Linked DNA regions of Homo sapiens: region 2 is linked to region 1. Evidence: read pairs that join two places in POLR2A ChIA-PET (ENCODE). Cell type or tissue: OCI-LY7. All regions are shown on one strand. Each heading gives the region's core, and the rest is flanking DNA. Links, peaks and the distances in the headings are about the cores only. Region 1 overlaps SPPL3 (signal peptide peptidase like 3). Region 2 holds the start of CABP1 (calcium binding protein 1).

Region 1 (9,810 bases), core at 1,057-9,056:
AAAGAAAAGTTTAAAAACATCTCAAGGGGCTGGGCCTCGTGGCTCAGTACATGCTTGTAATCCCAGTGCTTTGTAGAGATGCAGTCTCACTATGTTGCCCAGGCTGGTCTTGAACTCCTCGCCTCAAGCAATCCTCCCATCCTGGCCTCTCAAAGTGCTGGGAGCCAATGCACTGGCCCCATCCCAGCACTTTGGGAGGACTGCTTGAGGCCAGGAGTTCAAGACCAGCCTGGGTAACATAGTGAGACCCATCTCTATAAAATAATAATAAAAAAAATTGTCTGGGTATGGTGGCTTGTGTCTGTGTACTTGAGAGGCAGAGGTGGGAGGACTGCTTGAGTTCAAGAGTTGGGTAAGCACTGATCATGCCACTGCACTCCAGCCTGAGCAACAGAGTAAGGCCCTGTCTCCAAACAAAACAAAAAAAGCTGGGGGAGGCCAGGCACAGTGGCTCATGCCTGTGCACTTTGGGAGGCCGAGGCGGGAGGATCGCCTGGGTCCAGGAGTTCAAGACCAGCCTGGGCAACATGAAGACACCCTGTCTCTATTTAAAAAAAAAAAAAAAAAAAGCTGGGCGTGGTGGCTCACGCCTGTAATCCCAGAACTTTGGGAGGCTGAGGCGGGTGGATCACCTGAGGTCAGGGGTTCGAGACTAGCCTGACCAACATGGTGAAACCCCGTCTCTACTAAAAAATACAAAAATTAAAAAAAAAAACAAAACAAAAATTAGCTGGGCATGGTGGCGTGTGCCCACAATCCCAGCTACTTGGGAGGCTGAGGCAGAATAGTTGGAATCCGGGAGACGAAGGCTGCAGCGAGCCAAGATCACACCATTGCACTCCAGCCTGGGCAACAAAAGCGAAACTCCCTCCCCCAAAAAAAGGTTTTAAGGGAAAAACCAGGAAAATTATGGGTGATTTTCAGAAACAGCCTCCAAGATGCTTTGGTGGTAAGTATGAATTCTATATAAGGGGTCTGTGGCTGGGATGAGCTAGTTCTCTGAACCTTTGTTTACTCTTTTGAAAATGGAAACAAACAGCAGTACCTACTTCAAAGAGTTGTTCTGAGGATTAAAAGAGATGATCCATGTAAAGCACCTAGCAGACTGCCTAATCAATAAAAAGCACTCCATTCATCCTAGGTATTATTGTCATTATTACTTCATCCTTATCATCAATGAAGAGAAATTCTCATATGCTACAGGTTGGAGTATAAACTACTATAGCCTATCTGAAAGGCAATATAATAATAGGTATAGATTTTTTTAATGCAAGAATTCTGTTCTAGGAATTTCATGTCTAGGTATTCATCCTTAATACTCTGGAGTTATTAAAAAGGATATGATATACTTTTATGTAATGATATAGACATGTATTTATATCATTAAAGTGTATGATGTATATCACGTACATAATGCAGGTTATATATAACATGTTATATTACATATACTACATATATAATATAGAGCATAATATGATGCATTATATTACAGTCTAATCCCATCTCCTTATTGTTACGTTTTTTTTTTTTTTTTTTTTTTTTTTTTTTTTTTTTGAGACGGAGTCTTGCTCTGTTGCCCAGGCCGGAGTGCAGTGGCTCGATCTTGGCTCACTGCAAGCTCCGCCTCCCGGGTTCACACCTCCGGAGTTCTCCTGCCTCAGCCTCCCGAGTAGCTGGGACTACAGGTGCCTACCACCACTCCCAGCTAATTTTTTGTATTTTTAGTAGAGACGGGGTCTCACCATTTTAGCCATTTTAGCCAGGATGGTCTTGATCTCCTGACCTTGTGATCCGCCTGCCTCAGCCTCCCATTACAGGCATGAACCACAATGCCCAGCCCTTATTGTTACTTTTTAAAGAGACAGGGTCTCACTCTGTTGCTGAGGCTGGAGTGCAGTAGCATGATCATAGCTCTCTGTAATCTTGAACTCCTGGGCTCAAGGGATCCTCCCGCCTCAGCCTCCCAAGTAGCTGGGACTGCAGGTGTACCATGCCCAGATGATTTTTATTTTTGTAGAAATGGGATCTTGCTATGTTGTCCAGACTGGTCTTGAACTCTTGGTCTCAAGTGATCCTCCTGCCTCAGCCTCCCAATGTGCTGGGATTACAGGCATGAGCCATTGTGCGAAGCTTCCATTTATATAAAAAAGCATAGTCTGCACAAAAACTTGTACATTAATATTCAAAGAAGCATCATTCATAATAGCCTAAAAAGTGGAAACAACCGGTAAACGAATAAATAAAATTAGTGTATCCATACAATGGAACAGTATTCAGCCATAAAAAGGAAGTGCTGATACAGGTTACAACACAGATGAACCTTGAAAACATGCTAAGTGAAACAAGTCAGACACAAAAGGCCACATAATGTATGATTCCATTTATGGAAAATGTCCAGAATGGAGAAATCCATAGAAACAGAAAGTAGAGACTAGTGGATACCTGGGGCTGGGGAGGTGGGTAAGGGGAATGACCGCTCATTTGTTTTGGCGGGGGTGGGTGTGAAAATGCTCTAAAAGTTTATTGTAGTGATGGTTGTACAGCTCTGTGAATATCCTAAAGTATCTATAAAACTCTATAAAGTAAAATTACAATTTGTCACAAATTAGTCACTCACCATCCATGAGAAGCCAATGGCCAGTGAGAACCCAGATGAGGACGAGCATGACAGACAGAGAGAATGACAGCAACTCAGCAGCAGTGAAACGTCCACAGCAACCAAAGGAAATCCTGGAAAACACACAACACTTATTGGACAGTGGGCACACTTTATTCAGTAACCAAATTCTCCTTTGGTATTTCGTGATGGCTGGATTAGAATAGCAGATAATACCAAGATAGCTGGAAATCCAAAATACCCAATCCTTTTTTGGAGAAACCTATGGAAAGCTCACAGGAATATACTTCTGCACCAACTGATAATGTCTTTTTGGGACCAATTATCAACATGGGCATTTAGAAGTTTGAAGTGATAATATTAACCTCTGGAAAAGCTAATAAGTATGGAGGAAATTCTATTCTTATGAGGAAAACAAAATGAAGAAATGCCAACAATTCAACTCATTTACCAAAGATGGTATCACTCTATTTAGAAGATTGTAAATCTTTTGGTTATCACTAATTCCTGCGAGCATCAGCTGCCACCAATGACTGGTTTCCTAAGTGCGTTCAGCATCTCCATTAGCACAGAATTTTGTTTCCGTGCAGCAATGACTTTCAGAGTTAAGGTGTGAACACTAGGATTAAACGCAAGTAGGTAGCATATCTAGGCCACCGAAGACCAAAGGCAAAGAAGAACGTTTGAGTTCAACCACTATTCTCATATTTCATCAACTCACAGTAAAGGAATGAAAGCACCGTTTCAAAAGAAAACTGCTCATCTTTCAATGATCTAAGTAGGAAGCACATTACAATGACTCAGACTTCCTAAGTTTTGTTTGTATTTCCTCTGACATGAGAAGGTACAAAAGGAAGTACTAGCTTCTGGCTTTAAAGATCAAATGTGTCACTTCCTGGTCTTTTGGCATTTCTGTGCTCCAGCCAATAACAGAAATTGAGAATCCTAATAATGCTATCAAATATGACAGAAAAATATATACAAGTTTATAATTTAAGAGGAAAGTCCCAAGTCCTTACTTGTTCTGAGGTGAGCAGGGTCTTGTTAAATACTGGCACATCGGGAGGAGAAGAAAAGCAAAAGCTATCGTTGCAAGAACTAGAGAAAGAAAAGGTATAATTTTTTAAAACAATTATAAGAAAAATGGCATGACTTATAGAAACTTCATTCCGCCAAACACTAGACAAGTGGATACGGTTAATTGACTAGAGAAGAAAAATGTCTTCCTTTAATACTGCACAAAAAATCTCTTCATTATTAAAAAAAAGTACCTGATTTGAAGTAGGGGAAAGCATAGGTAAGTTTCCTAAAAGATAAACAGCAGGCCAGGGGATGACCTCCTAACAAGTCTTGTAGCATTTTGCCGATTTTTTTTTACATTTCCATCAATACTTAGCTTGAAAACACATCAAAGAGCTGACAGTCCAATCACTTTGATTAGCTATCCATGTTTCTACCTGCAAGAACGTGGGTAGAGGCTGACAATGGCCTCTATGCCAAGCTCAACCTTCTGGTAATCTAGAAAAAGCGCCACAGCCAAAGCACAGCAATACTGCTCTGGTGTCATAGAATTCCTGCACTTTGACGTCTCCAGCCTTTCTTTCAGATTGTGTGGGCAGGTCTCAACAGATGACGTGGATCAAGAGGTTCAAGGAGGAGTTGGGGAAGGGTGGCGTGGTTGAGACGGAGAAGGCGAAGCCAAGATTTATAAGGAAAAACTTACATGACATGGTATATAAATCTTAATTTTTGAACAATGATAAAGGTGAAAAATTTTCCTTTTAGTATGTTAAGACTAGACAGAGAAACTCATATTTACCTGCTGTACATATTGTAAAAACTACTTGAACTGAGTCAAAGAAGAAGAACATTACTAAAAGAGAGACAGATGCTCCAATTGGAAGGAACAGAGCCTGGGTAGAGTCAATTGTTTGGATGCCTGAAAGAGAAAAACAGACAGATTAATAACTTATTATGCACCAGGCACTGTGCCTATGCACTTCATATACATTAACTTGCAAAAATGCAGACAGTTCTACGGATTATACGTAGGACATGGATTATCCAGGCCCTATGAGTCTTTCTTTCCCAACGAGATTATGAGCTCCTTGTTCTCTTCATGGTGCCTTTCATTACAGCAGACACTCAGGAATATTTGTTGAAGTGAACTACTACCTCCTGGTGTTAACCATCTGGATGACAGGATCCAAACCACCACCGAGAACATTAAGAGGTAGTAAAAACCCAGATTAGTCCATTTGGGTAAATTTGTGGTCTTGAATATAGGTTTGGTAAAAGAGGTGGTTTAAACCCATTGACTAAAAGGACTTCTCATCACCTGTGGGTTTAAGGTACTCATTTTCACTCTTTCTCGTTGTTGCTAATAGTTGAGAACTGACTTGGCTGATGGGGGAGAAGGAGGACAACAAGTCATAGCTGAAAACAGCAAATCAGAAAAATTTTATTTGGCCAGATGTGGTAGCTCACGCCTGTAATCCCAGGACTTTGGGAGGCTGAAGTGGAAGGATGGCTTGGGACCAGGAGTTCAAGACCAGCCTGGGCAACACAGCGAGACCCCCGTTTCTATCTATTAATATTTACAAAAAAAAAAATTTATTTTATGGGAACATTTTAAGGTACCAGAATAGGAGATGAATACGGGAAAATAATCTCTTGGGCTAGAGTAGGATTTAGCGCAAGGGTTCTCAATTCTTGGCTTCCCATTAGAGCTTTAAAAAAATTACAAAGCCCAGGTCCAATCCCAGACAAATTAAATGAAATCACAGGAGTTAGGCCCAGCTAAAAGCTCCTCACAAAACTGTATTTTGCATCTAGGGTTGAGAACCATTAATAGAGTATTTTTGGTAGAGAAGGAAAACATGGCAAACTCTAATAACCACTGAATGAAAAAAAAAATTACCAGTTTTATCTTGTCTCACTTCCAAATTAACTCTATTGAGATGTCATAAAAGCGCACAAAAGGAATCAAAGAAATCTTCATATGATCTATAATAATGAAATAATAGAAGAAAAAGGCTGGGTGTGGTGGCTCATGCCTGTAATCCCAGCACTTTGAAAGGCTGAGGCAGGAGGATCACTTGAGGCCAGGAGTTCAAGACCAGCCTGGGCAAACTAAGGAGACCCTATCTCTACAGAAAATTAAAAAAAAAAAAAAAATTAGGCATGTTATCTTGAGCCTGTAGTTCCAGCTACTTGGGAGGCTGAAGTGGGAGGATCACTTGAGCCCAGGAGTCCAAGGCAAAAAAAAAAAAAAAAAAGGAAAGGTCTCTTCATTATATTAAGGCTACAAATAAAATATGTAACCAGGATAAACATAGCAAGACACAAAGGGTTACAATGATCAACAAAATTTCTCTTAGGTATTTAAATTTGCCTGTCCCCAAAAGAGTTATTTAGGGTTTTTGATTGACTAAATCTATAAAACAAAATGCTTCTCAGGGACTAGGCAGATGAGTGAAGTAATTCACTTAGGAATAGGACAATTCAATTTAGGAAAAGTGAACTATGTGTCATGACAAACAGAAATTATCTTGGAAGCAGTCTGTCCTGACCCTAGTCAAATCCATTCAGCTTGGCCCAAGGATCACTTCGGGAAGTGTATCCATTAGACAAAACTCTATGAAATCTCTAACTAAATTTTACCTAAATAGTTTTTAAATGTAAGTGCTCTACAGTAGTTCAAAGAACAGCTAGAGGAAGCTACAGATTTTCAGTGCCTTTCACTACAGAAAATAATGTTTCTCAGATAAATAACTTTATCATAGGAACAAAGCATCAGGGAGTCTATAGACAGATTATACTGATTCAAAGTATGAAGAGAAAATTAAATGGCTAGCTAGAATAAAGACTGTAGTGGTGAGGTATATAAGAGATGCATTTGTTTATAATAAAGCTAAATTTTAAAAGTTCAGTCTGCAATTACATGCGAAACTGAATACAAAGGACCTTTCTGGCGTATTAGATAGAATGCACAGATTTTTTTTTTTTTAAACCACAGATTTTTGAACCAGGAGGCGATGTCACAGGGCAAGTAAAGCGCCTTTAGTTCCTGACAATATGCTACCTAAAACAATGTCCATGACTTCAGTACTCCATTTCCTAAAGTTCTGGAGATAAAGGTCTTGAATGGGAAAGAAAGAGGTAATTAATTAGAAATTTTAGCCAAACTCCAGTAACTTAAAAACAAAGCAAAACTGAGCAAAGCAAAACAGACTAGCCATAATTAGGAGGACATATGCAAGTGCAGTTGCATTATCTTTAAGGCAAAAATCAACATAGGAAATAGGCTTGGTAATGGAATTAAAAATTTTGTACAGCAACATCATTTTTAACATTCAATGAACATGGCTACAGGCTAAATGTACGTCTGGTATGGAATAGACACTGAGCAATAAAACCAATAACTATTAAGAAAATTACTGATTTTACACCTCCCTGTAAGAACGATGCTTTTGACTATTTGCTGAACACTTATTATATAGTAAGCAACAGGAGGGATTAAAAGAAAGTCATTTCCAGATCTCATGAAGTTTACAATCTAAGCAAGAAGATTAAGATGTATACCTCTACTAAAGATGAGGATCCCAACTATACATCTCCATCAATCTTTATAACTCAAATAAATTATAACTGAAGTTTAGTAAAAGTCTTTAAGATGTCAGATAATTGGGCAGGGGTGTACATGGCTTTTTAAAATTCCACTTAATACTACTTAAATGAAGGACTGATGTGCCATGGGAAAATAAATTTCTATATTGGCTTCTTGGGGGCAGGCAGAGAAGTTAGAACAAGGTCAGGGGAAATCAGAGGACCTGGAGGGAACTCTTGCCCTCCACCCTCACTCCTGTCACTTTCTAACCTTTTTTATGGTGAAGCATCACACCCAGAAAAGCACAAAAATGAATTATTACATATTTAATACCACTCAAGTCAAGAAACAAACCAACCCCAGAAATCTTCCTTTGTGTCCCTCTCAATCACTACTTTCTCTCTCTCTCTCATTCTCCTGAAGGGAACCGCTATCCTGACTTTTATGACACGTTTTCCACCCAAGCACGCATCCTTAAATACTAGTTTGCCTGTTTCCTAAATTTTATATGCATTGAGTTATGTAGTTATTTTTTTGTGTCTGGCTTCTTTGACTCAATATGATTTGTGAGAATTATCCATGCTGTTTTATGTAGCTACAGCAGTTCACTTGTTTTCACTGTATGAATACAGTAAAATTTATCCATTCTACGGTTGACATTTGGGTTGTTTCCAATTTTTTGGTTATTACAAATGCTGCTGCTCTAGGCACTCTTGCACATGACTTGATGCACATGTGACTGTATTTGCTGGATATATAACTAGGAGTGACACTGCTGGGTCCAAGGGTATTTATACTGTCACCTTTAGTAGGTAAAATGTCAAACTGCCTTCCAAAGTGACTGTGCTAACGCATGCTCTCCAGTAACGCAAGAGGGCTCTTTGCTGTTGCTGTGCATCCTCATCAGCACTGGGAATGGTCAAGGTTTTTAATTTTAGCTATTCTGGTGGTGGGCATGTAGTGCTTTTTCATTACTGTCTTCACTTTTACTTTTCTGCTTTCTAATGAGTTGAGTGCCATAGTTCCTGGCAGGCCTGATCAACTCTTCCTCTTACTTCCATGTGTTTCGAGTTGCCCAGATAGGTGGAACATTATTATAATCTGAAGTAATAATTACCCAGTCTTTTGGTCAAATACCCTAGGGCACCCTGCAGCGAGAAACTTTCAATTACAAACTGATTTCTCCATTTTTAAGTTCTGATTTTTTGGGGCATGAGTCACATGGCCCATCTAACCCTCTGTTGAGTCTCACTTAATGCTTCTCCTTCTCCTAGCTCCTATTATAATCAAGGACAGTCAAATCATTTCTGACATATTCAAAGCATGTAATCGTAAGAGTAACCCTTCACCCACGTACCCCACCAATGATGCTGGCTACACCTACAACTTCTCCTGCTCTCCTATCTCTTTACAAATTCCTTGTTTCTTATTATTTTGGGAGTGGGCAGCTACAATCTTTTAAAAACTTCTGATTACTGTCTCCTTCAATCAGTCTGAAACACTCCTGACAAAATCTTAACACTAAATTTATACTTTCTTTTTCTCAAAACCTTCTCCCCAGTTGTTCCACATTGTTAATCATCCAGGACTTCCATCTCCTTAGCACCTACACCTCTCTGTTTCTCTGTTCATCTTTCTGGCTATTATTTCTTTGATTCTTGATAAATTCATCCTGTTTTCCATGTCATCCTTTCAATCTGTAATAATTTTATATTCCATAATCAAGTACTGGTCGGCCGTCTTTGTAATGGCTTCTTCATTATGTTCTTCTTTGAGGAAGTGAATTTTGCAGTCTATGCTAATCTGTCCTTATCCTATTGGCATCCACTGCTCAGAGCAGGCACTGAAGAAATGTTGTCAAGGATAATTTAGTACAACATAGCTGGCAGAGTTAAGAAAGACCATTTAGGTTGGGTGCAGTGGCTCATGCCTATAATCCCAGCACTTTGGGAGGCCAACACTGGAGGATCACTTGAGGTCAGGAGTTCAAGACCAGCCAGGGCAACATGGTGAAACCCCATCTCTACTAAAAATACAAAAATTAGCCAGGTGTGGTGGTGGGTGCCTGTAATCCCAGCTACTCGGGAGGCAGAGGCAGGAGAATCACTTGAACCCGGGAGGCGGAGGATGCAGTCAGCAGAGACTGCACCTCTGCACTCCAGCCTGGGTGACAGTGAGACTCTGTCTCAAAAAAAAAAAGAAAAAAAGCATTTAAAAAAGAAGTATTCTACCACTCTTTAGACTGTGCTTCATGAACAAAAAATAAAAAAGCTTATGTTGGCTGGGTGCAGTGGCTCATGCCTATAATCCCAGCACTTTGGAAGGCCGAAGTGGATGGATCACTTGAGATCAGGAGTTTGAGACCAGCCTGGCCAACACTGTGAAACCCCATCTCTACTAAAAATACAAAAATTAGCCAGGCATGGTGGCGAGCGCCTGTAATCCCAGCTACCCCAGGGGCTGAGGCTGGAGAATTGCCTGAACCCAGGTGACAGAGGTTGCAGTGAGCTGAGATCACGTCATTGCACTCCAGCCTGAATGACAGAGCAAGACTCCGTCTCAAAAAAAAAAAAAAAAAAAAAAA
Region 2 (9,810 bases), core at 627-8,626, 140 kb before region 1:
CATCTTCCCACCTGAGACTCCCAAGTAGCTGGGACTACAGGTTCATGCCAGCAAGCCCGGCTAATTTTTGTATATATTTCTTTGGTAGAGATGAGGTTGCACCATGTTGCCTAGGCTAGTCTTGAACTCTTAACATCAGGCGATTCCTCCTGCCTTGGCCTCCCAAAGTGCTGGGGTTACAGGCATGAGCCATTGTACCTGGCCCCAGTGGTGCTTTAATAATGTCAACTATCATATGCCACCCACTGCTGCAAACCCACCAGTGGCTTCCCTTCACACTTAGAGGAAACCCAAAGCCTTGACATTTTTGGCCCCTGCTTTCCTGCTTTCCTCTCCAGTTTCTGTTTTTTTTTTTTTTTTTTTTTTTGAGACGGAGTTTCGCTCTGTCACCCAGGCTGCTGGAGTGCAGTGGCGCGATCTCGGCTCACTGCAAGCTCTGCCCCCTGGGTTCACGCCATTCTCCTGCCTCAGCCTCCCGAGTATCTGGGACTACAGGTGCCCGCCACAACGCCCGGCTAATTTTTTTTTTTTTTTGTATATTTAGTGGAGACGGGGTTTCACCGTGTTAGCCGGGATGGTCTCGATCTCCTGACCTCGTGATCCACCCGCCTAGGCCTCCCAAAGTGCTGGGATTACAGGCTTGAGCCACCATGCCCGGCCTCCTCTCCAGTTTCATCTCTCCTACTTTCCCCCTCGCTCACTCCAGCCTCCTTTATCTCCGCTTCTCCTGGAACATGCCAAGCTATTCCCTCCTCAGGGCTTTTGAACAGCCTCCCTCTGCCAGGGAAGCTCTTCTCCCAGATATATACATGACTTCCTCCTTTACTTCATTTGAGTTTCTACTCAGATATTCCCTCTGCAGAGAGGCCTTCCCTAATCGCTCTCTAAAAGAGCACCCTAAGTTGGGCACAGTGGTTCATGCCTGTAATCCCAGCATTTTAGGAGGCCGAGGTGGGAAGATTGCTTGATGTCAGGAGTTTAAGACCAACCTGGCCAACATAGCAAGACCCTGTCTCTATGTAAAAATATTAAATAAATAAATAAAATAGCACCGCCCGTTAAACCCTAGTCTCTTACCTGCTTTATTTCTCCCCATGGCAGAAACACCACCAGTTTGTCACCATTACTTTTCCATGCGTTTATGTATTTGTTTATTTGTTGCTGAGGATAGAGACCATTTTGTTTGCTATCATATCCCTGGTACCTAGAACACTGCCTGGCAGATAACAGGCACTCAATTATTTGTTGAATGAATGGATCAATCTTTGTATCCAAGATGACTACTGCAGTGCCTGGTTGGATACATATTTGTCAAATAAGTGACCAAATTAATACACTTTACAAATGAAATGGAATCCTGGCATACATCCAGGATTATCTGGGATATGAGTGAAGGTGTTTCATCCATTTGCTTCATGGACATAATTTTTATTTATTTACTCTAGTAATCATAGGTAACATAATCAGATTCTTCAGTTTTTCAAAAACTAGTTGGTGACCGAGGTCTTGCCCAAAAATATTTAGGGCATTTCAGAAAGGTTACCAACAGTGGCACAGCAGGGATTTAGAATACCCAGCAGTCCTCTGCCTCTCATTGGCTCCTGAGGGTTTCTGATAAGGTTCTTTATCTCCTGTGATTTATATTGAATGTGCCTTTGTTTTTAATCCTGCCAAACACTGATTATTCTGAGGGCTGGAGCAGGTAAGACATTGACTGACCTCGAACTCAAAGGGTGGACTCATTACACCCTGCATATCCCAGAGGACCCTGCAATGAGCCTTCAGGGCTGCAACGCCCCAGGCTGCTTCAGGATTTGGGCTTTAGGAACCTGAGTGGCTTTGATATGGCAATTCAGTCCCTTAAGGGTAGCTGATCTGGGGAACAATTTGCCACACTTTCCTAGTTTACTTTAGCCTCTGGGCAGTTGCTTTCCCAGCCCATCCATTTTCCTTAATTCCTTGCCTATGGATAAGTAAAAGAGGCACACAGGGCCCAGCGCGGTGGCTCACGCCTGTAATCCCAGCATTTTGGGAGGCCAAGGCGGGCAGATCATGAGGTCAGGAGATCGAGACCATCCTGGCTAACATGGTGAGACCCCATCTCTACTAAAAATACAAAAAATTAGCTGGGTGTGGTGGCGGGTGCCTGTAATCCCAGCTACTCGGGAGGCTGAGGCAGGAGAATCGCTTGAACCTGGGGGGCAGAGGTTGCAGTGAGCCGAGATCGTGCCACTGCACTCCAGCCTGGTGACAGAGCAACACTCTGTAAAGAAGCAGACAGTGCAGAGAAGGATGAACTCTTGGCATGAGTGAAGTGTAATATCGGCAATCTGTTTGTGTACCCTTCTTTTTTTTTTTTTTTTTTTTTTTTTTTGAGACAGGGTCTCACTCTGTTGCCCAGGCTGGAGTGTAGTGACCCAATCTCGGCTCACTGCAACTTTCACTTCCCGGGTTCAAGTTATTCTCATGCCTACAAGTGGCTGGGATTACAGGCGCCCACCACCACGCCTGGCTAATTTTTGTATTTTTAGTAGAGACAGGGTTTCACCATGTTGGCCAGGCTGGTCTCGAACTCCTGACCTCAAGTGATCCGCCGGTCTTGGCCTCCCAAAGTGCTGGGATTACAGGTGCGAGCCACTGTGCCCGGCCTCGTGTATCCTTTTAATGAGGCCGAGCGGTGACAAGACTGTGGATGGCATTGGGGCCAGGGACCAGAACAGGGAGAGCCTGGGAGGAACCCCTCCAGCCCCCCGCAAAGCTCAAGCACCGGATACTAAAGAAGAATGGTAGATGGGGCCTCACGATGTGCAGGGGGAAGGGAACTGGCTTAACTGGATGGTCCCCTGTCCGAGCACTGGGCTAGGCCTTTTGTGTGCATAGTATCGTCTGCTGTTACCAAGAAATTAGTTATGCTTATCATCTGCATTTTACAGAAGAGGAGAACAAGGCTCAGAGAGGTTGATGACACCTGCCCAAGTTACCCAGATGGTAGGTGGCAGAGCTGGGATTTGAGATTCAGATAAGGCCTGGGACGCTCCCTGGCTGCCCACCGAGAGCAGGAATTTCTGTAGCATCTAGAAAGGCAGGAAGGTGAAAGAGGGGACAAGAGCTGGAGGGGGAGCAAATGGGTCCTACCTGAGACTTACCATCATCAGGTGCTGCCAGACCTGGCTTCTCTTCTATTCTGAGAACTGATATCCTGTGGCTGACTTACCAGGGTCGTCCTAGTCCCCCCGCACGGTATTGGGAGTGGAGGCAGCCCCACACGGAGGCGCTGGGAGACTTTCCTCCCAGCAGTGTCCTGTCACTGCATTCCGGCCCCTGCGTTTGTAGGCAGTGATGTCACAGAGTGCCTTCATGCTCCTCGGGTCTCCGGTTCTCCCCGGACCTCTGTAGTCCTCATTGCCAAAGTTGTACCCCCTGGGGAGTGCACCCTGCCTGCATTTCTGGAGGTTCGGGCGGTTCCGGGGCTCTGCAGGAGCCTCCAGGCGTGATAAAGAGCGCTGCCGGCACTCCCGGGGTCTCGGCCTCTTTGGGGCCCATTGCCAAGCCCCTTCCCTCCTCGTGCTCCCGCTCCGCGTTGCAGCGTCCCCTTCGCCGCCAGGGGCCGCCCGGAAGCGGGGCTCCCCCAGGGCGGGGCGGGGCAAGGGGCGGGGCGCGGCGGTACCTGGGCCGCCAGGGAGCCGGGGGTGGGCTCTCCGGGGACAGCCGGCAGCGCCCCCAGATCTGCACCGCCAGCCGCCGGGAGCTCCGGGCTCCGGGCGTAGAGGCTGCGCTGTCACATGGGCGGCGGCGACGGGGCCGCATTTAAGCGGCCGGGGGACGGCGCCCGCCTCCAGCGCGTCCTCGGGCTTGGCTCCCGCCGGGAGCCCCGTTCTCTGCCCGCCGGGGGCCCCGCGCCGCGCCGCACCGCGCCGCCCCCGCCGGGCCATGCGAGCGCGGGCCCCGCCGCGATGAGCTCGCACATCGCCAAAAGCGAGTCCAAGACGTCGCTGCTGAAGGCGGCGGCGGCGGCGGCGAGCGGGGGCAGCCGGGCTCCCCGCCACGGCCCTGCCCGGGACCCGGGGCTGCCTAGCCGCCGGCTACCCGGCTCCTGCCCGGCGACGCCGCAGTCGTCCGGGGACCCCAGTTCGCGGAGGCCCCTGTGCCGGCCGGCGCCGCGAGAGGAGGGCGCGCGGGGGAGCCAGCGTGTGCTCCCCCAGGCGCACTGCAGGCCCCGGGAGGCGCTGCCGGCCGCGGCGTCCCGACCTTCGCCGTCGTCGCCGCTGCCGCCGGCCCGCGGGCGGGATGGGGAGGAACGGGGACTGTCCCCGGCGCTCGGCCTCCGGGGCTCTCTGCGAGCCCGGGGCCGCGGGGACTCCGTTCCAGCCGCCGCGTCCGAGGCGGACCCGTTCCTCCACCGGCTGCGCCCCATGCTCAGCTCCGCCTTTGGCCAGGTAAGGGCCGCGCCTCCCGTCAGCGCTCCCGGGAAAGGCGCTCGGGACCCTGCCGGCCGCGGTTGCGCGTCCACAGCCTCCTCCCGCGGCCCGTGGTCCCCCACGGATCACGCCTCGGCTCACCTCGTCCTCCCCGGGCCGGCGCCCTTGCCGGCACTCCTCCTCCCCGTGCCTGATTCAGCACCCCGTGCGCTGTCCACGCTCCGGGCCTCTTGGGGCAAGGCCCTCCCCGCTAGCCTCCCTCATACCCGCCAGAACCCGCCAGTCCTGGAAGAGAGCGACCTCTACGACCGTCCTGGAGATTTGCGGGGGTCAAGGAGGGGCGCTCCGAGCAGGTGGCGCCAAACCCACTCCTCTGGCCTCTGGCCAGTACCGCCAGGGAGGGACTCAGGAGAGCAAGCGGTTTGGAGTCTGGGGGTCAAGAGAGGGGACCTCAGAGAACACAGAATTACTTGAGGGCGAGGGACACTGGCCACTGCCTATCATGTCCCTGAAGGCCTGAGAAAAGTTAGGAGATCCAAAAATATGAGGAAAGAGAAGAGGTGTCTGGGTAGGCATGGAGGGGCATGCAGAGCTGTGGCTCAAACTGGAACTTTGGGGTGGTTTAAGGAGGCTGTCACTCTAGGGATGCCATTGGAAGGGTGAGAAAGGCCACAAAGAGGTCATCAGTGGTTCCCTCAGGCCTTTCCCTCAAGAGTCCCAGGCACCTGGGAGCCTGCCCTTTAAAAGCAGCTCCGTAGTCACAATATAGGTCTACAGTTTGAGGCTGTGCTGCTGGGGAAACAGGCTCAGTAGAAGGAAACCTCTGAACTCCTGAGCAAAAAAGCCAGGGTTTCCCCTAGTTCGGAGTCTGTAATCAAGTCAAACTCATTGGCACAGCTTTGAGACAGTTCTGTGGCAGCCTCCGAGAGGTGTCATGCAGAGGTCTGATTAGAGCGTTTGCGTGGTTTGTAGGGAAACAGGGGGGGCTGTGCCTTTCTGTGCTGAGATCTAGCATAAAGAAGCTGTTTCAAGCTCCTGGCTTGCCACGCCGGATCAGAATTCCAAGGAGGCCCTGTGTGTTTTGCTTCAGATCTGCACATTTCTTTTCAAAATACTACTCGGCAGTGGCTGATGCTGGTGGAGGTCTGACATGAAGGCAGCCGCACATGGATTTGGGTTGCGTGGTGCTGCTGTGGTGGGGCCATAGGGCAGTGGTGTGTGGCTTTGTTCCTGCAGGGAGCCCTCGTTAGCCGAGTTAGCTGGAAACAGTTCTCTGGAGTAGAGATGTGGATGCAGAGCCGTGAGAGTTAGTGAGGCGATGTGTCAGGGGAGTTCACTGCAGTGCTTTGTGTTAATGAGGAGGTGTAGGCTGCCAGGGCACGAGTGGTCTTTGGATTGGGGCTGGGTTGCAGCAGGAATGCTGGGTTGTTGAATGGGTGATACCAATTCATTCATTTATCAATTATTTCTTGAGCATTTATTAAGGAAACCTTCAGGGGTTTCCTTAGTTCCTGTGGTTTGTTTGTTCAGACATTTGCTAGACACCAGGAAGACAACAGTGAACCAGATAGCCAGGGCCCTGGCTGTACCTAGCAGTTTGGAAGGGTAGGTCATTGGCCTAGAATCATACACTTTCTGGTTACTCAGTTTGCAGCTGATCTGACTCAGCTCCTGAAAAAAAAAAAAAAAAAGAGTCCTTTCTTTCCTGTCTTGCAGAATTTGCCTACATGAGCCCTTTCTGAGCTCCGAGCATTGTAGCGACGTGCTTTTGTTTCTCCTTCTAATTTCTCAGTCATTAAGTGAATTCTCCGGCCCAATGTTCTGAAATGTCACCAGGGTCACCTGAGTCAGGAGGAGCTGGAAGTTCCCATCAAATATTTACTACCTCCCTGTGGAAGCTCTTGCCTCTCAGCTGCGGGCTTTTACTTTAAAGCCCAGCACATTCAGTTTGGGCTTCCATCTGACACCTCGAAGTCATCTACGTGAGCAACAACAGCAAACCCAGGCTGGGACTTTCGTGTCAGAGCCTCCAGTCTCCTGTGACAGAGAGGAATTAATCTTTTCTTCCCTTTTCTCCGTATTGAGATTTCTGTCCTTAGAGGCAGGGTCAGAACCAAGAGAAGGCAGATGGGGTTCTGAATACAGAAACTTTTAGTTAAGATCTGCTTAGAGAAAAATACAGCCCTGGGGAAGTATATTTTTCATGACTCCCCAAGTTTCATTTGTTTTTAACTTAAGTGAATTGCTTAACCTCATTAAGTCTATTTCTTTTTTAAAAAATATATTTTATAATAGAGACAGGGTCTCACTATGTTGCCCGGGCAGTCTGGAAATCCTGGGCTCAAGTGATCCACCTGTTTCAGCCTCCCAAAGTGCTGGGATGACAGGCATGAGCCACCGTGCTTGGCCAAGTCTATTTCTTTACCTGCAATGTAGGGATCATCAGGGTGCTTGGGAGATTAAATGAGATACGGAGAGATAGAGAGAGCTTGGCCCAGGCCTGGCACGGAGCCCTTGCTAACTCTATCAGTGTTAGTTATTCTTCTTCTTTGTTGTTATTGTTGATTAACTACCAAGGCCTTCTTCCTTTTCATTTGTAATAGTCTCAGAGAGCCAGTGTTCAGAATCACACTGAAGGCACAAAGATGAATTCCTACCTTAAAGGAAACAGGGATGAAAACTCTCCCAGTGACCTCATAGAGCATCCTTATTGCATATGCATGGAGACAGCGTGGTTTTGAGGCTAAGGTGTGGAATGGTGGCTTGGGAGACAGCAGAGATGCAAGTTCTAATCCTGGCTCTGTCACTTTCGATCTCTGTGTCCTTGGGCATGTTATTTTCTCTCTCTGGTCTTGGTTTCTTCATCCAGGAATGAGATTGACAAAAACTGCTTTGCAGTTATTAGGAGGCTTACACAAGATTAAGGATATCAAATGCCTGGCTCATAGTGAGTGCTGGATAAAGGGCAGCCTTCATTAATGTTATTGCTATTATTAATAGGGTAATTGAATGAGGGCCTGGGTAAGGTACTTTGAAAGCTGATTCTGAGCCAGGTGAGGATGGCTATTAAGGGAAGGAGCTGAATGTCAAAGGATCTTCCGTACTCCCTCTTTGTGGCCAGCTAAGGACATGCCACCCAGCTGTCTAGAGAAGATGTGATGTCAGAAATTAACTCGGCAGAGGCATGATGACATGGGGCTTTAGGTCTTGGAAGACTATTTTAAGAAACAGGCTTTCTGCTCCTTACCCTGAGCTTGAGAAGAAACATGCCTTGTGGAGGAGGCAAATGTGGATAAAACCCACAGCTCTGTCCCATCCTTCCCATTTTTCCAGCTGTAGAAACACGTCTCCTAATACAGATAGGCTATCCCTGTTCCCATACTGCTTTGCACATAGCAGGATCACAGTATTTAATGAATGAATGAATGAGTGAATGAATGGTATCACCAGCCTCCGGACTTCAGAGGCTTCCTTAGCTCCTGTGGTTTGTTTGTTTATTTTGAGACACAGTGTCACTCTGTCACCCAGACTAGAGTGCAGTGGTATGATCTTGGCTCACTGCAACCTCTGCCTCCAAGATTCAAGCCATTCACGTGCTTCAGCCTCCTGAATAGCTGGAATTACAGGTGCCTGCCACCGCACCTGGCTAATTTTTGTATTGTTAGTAGAGATGGAGTTTCACCACGTTGGCCAGGCTGGTCTCGAACTCCTGACCTCAAGTGATCCATCCGCCTCAACCTCCCAAAGTGCTGGGATTACAGGAGTGAGCTACCACGCCCGGCCAGTTCCTGTGGTTGAGATGGGGAGAGAGGCCATGGTGGTTTGGGTCATGGATTTAATTGCACTAAGCCTAGGTTCCTAAGATAGGGCTGTGTCTATTCCTCACTCCTACTCCAGTCATGTGTCTCCCTCCTTCTCTCTGAGAGGGCTTGGAGCCCCTATAGGCTTTCTCTGGGGCCTGGGGAGAGGGAAAGTGAGGGTCAGCTTGTGGTTAACATCAGCCACAGGTGATAGGAGTGGCTTGGAGTCAGTTCAGTGAGAGCCTCCAGGAGGTCAGCCTTTACCTCCAGCTGTTTTTGAGAGGCAACAATAGCACTTGAGGCCTCAGTCTAGAGCCCACTGCACAGTGGACAAAGTGTCTTCTTATCTTCACAGCTACCTGTGAAGGTTAGCATCATCAACTCCCCCCAACCCCACCACAACAATTTTAGAAATGAGGAAGGCTTGGCCAGGCACAGTGGCTCACACATGTAATCCCAGCACTTTGGGAAGCCAAGGTGGGTGGATCACTTGAGGTCAGGAGTTTGAGACCAGCCAGGCCAACACAGTGAGACCCATCTCTACTAAAAATACAAAAATTAGCTGGGTGTGGTGGTGGGCGCCTGTAACCCCAGCTACTCGGGAGGCTGAGGCATGAGAATTGCTTGAACCCAGGAGGTGGAGGTTGCAGTGAGCTGAGATTGTGCCTCTGCACTCCAGCCTGGGTGACGGAGGAAGACTCTGTCTGGAAAAAAAAGAAATGAGGAAGGCTCAAGAGAGAGGAAATGACTTGTCCAAAGGTCATATAGTAAGTACATGGCAGGGCCAGGTGTAGTGGTTCACATCTGTAATTGCAGCACTTTGGGAGGCCAAGTCAGGAGGATTGCTTGAGCCCAAGAGTTTGAGGCTGCAGTGAACTATGATTGCACCACTGTACTCTAGCCACAGTGACAGAGTGAGACCCTGTCTCTAAAAATAAGTAAATAAGTAGGTGGCAGGACTGTGCTGAGAATTGTGGTCTGCCTGCCTCCGAAAATACCTGCCTGTTCTGTGTGTGCCATGCTGCTTTGGTGGGAGGTCACATAAGTGTGTTCCCTGTTCGTCAGAAGCATCTGCAAAGCACCTCTCACGTTACAGTCCAGCTTTCCCTGAGTGTCTTAGTACCGGGCTGTCATCCAAGTTCAAAGGCTGGTGATAGTTCAAATGCTGGTGATAGAACTGACCAGCGCCAAAGGCCAGCCTCCCTTCTAATCAGGAATAATCAGCAATGAGTTTATCCTTCTCATCCCTCTGATCCTATCATTCCATTCCAGCACTCAAAGTAGGGCTTCCGGAGGCCCAAGGGCTGCTGCCACAGTGGATAGAGATGGGAGGTGAGGGCATACAACATGCTTCACTCCTTACAGGAAGCCCCCACCGTTCAGCCTTTTTTGTTTTTTGTTTTGTTTTGAAGAGACAAGGTCTTGCTCTGTCACCCAGGCTGGAGTGCAGGGTACAATCATAGCTCACTGCAGCCTCAAACTCCTGGGCTCAAGTGATCCTCCTGCCCTAGCCTCCTGAGTATCTATGACCAGGGGCACAGCTGCCATGCCTGGCTAATTTTAAAATTTTTAATAGAGATGGGGTCTTGCTA

The links. ChIA-PET counts read pairs that join two places held together with the same protein. Peaks named below come from ENCODE experiments on the same cell type or tissue, not always from the same donor. Only the 100,000 strongest peaks of a DNase experiment are listed, where the experiment ranks them.
Region 2: POLR2A ChIA-PET joins it to region 1 with 10 read pairs; 4 of 35 experiments call an interaction of 5 or more read pairs at or near these places.

Annotation. Positions count from the first base shown.
Region 1 is chr12:120,780,038-120,789,847 of GRCh38, forward strand. It overlaps SPPL3 (signal peptide peptidase like 3), which reads right to left. Exons shown (of 11, transcript NM_139015.5): 4 at 4,437-4,556; 5 at 3,637-3,715; 6 at 2,618-2,730. Among named protein-coding and RNA genes, the nearest start is that of ACADS, 59 kb to the left of the region's middle. RefSeq lists an enhancer at 3,005-4,204. In OCI-LY7, for the core only: no CTCF peak of the experiment used is centred there; no DNase peak of the experiment used is centred there.
Region 2 is chr12:120,636,904-120,646,713 of GRCh38, forward strand. CABP1 (calcium binding protein 1) reads left to right here and starts at 3,723. Exons shown (of 6, transcript NM_001033677.2): 1 at 3,723-4,436. The coding sequence starts at 3,783. CABP1-DT (CABP1 divergent transcript) reads right to left here and starts at 3,619. Exons shown (of 2, transcript NR_183426.1): 1 at 3,147-3,619. RefSeq lists an enhancer at 1,610-2,111 and silencers at 3,583-3,882, 4,103-4,202, 4,213-4,382, 4,603-4,702. In OCI-LY7, for the core only: CTCF peaks have their summits at 3,573 (motif pointing right) and 4,726; DNase peaks (open chromatin) are centred at 3,638 and 4,208; H3K4me3 peaks cover 2,210 bases.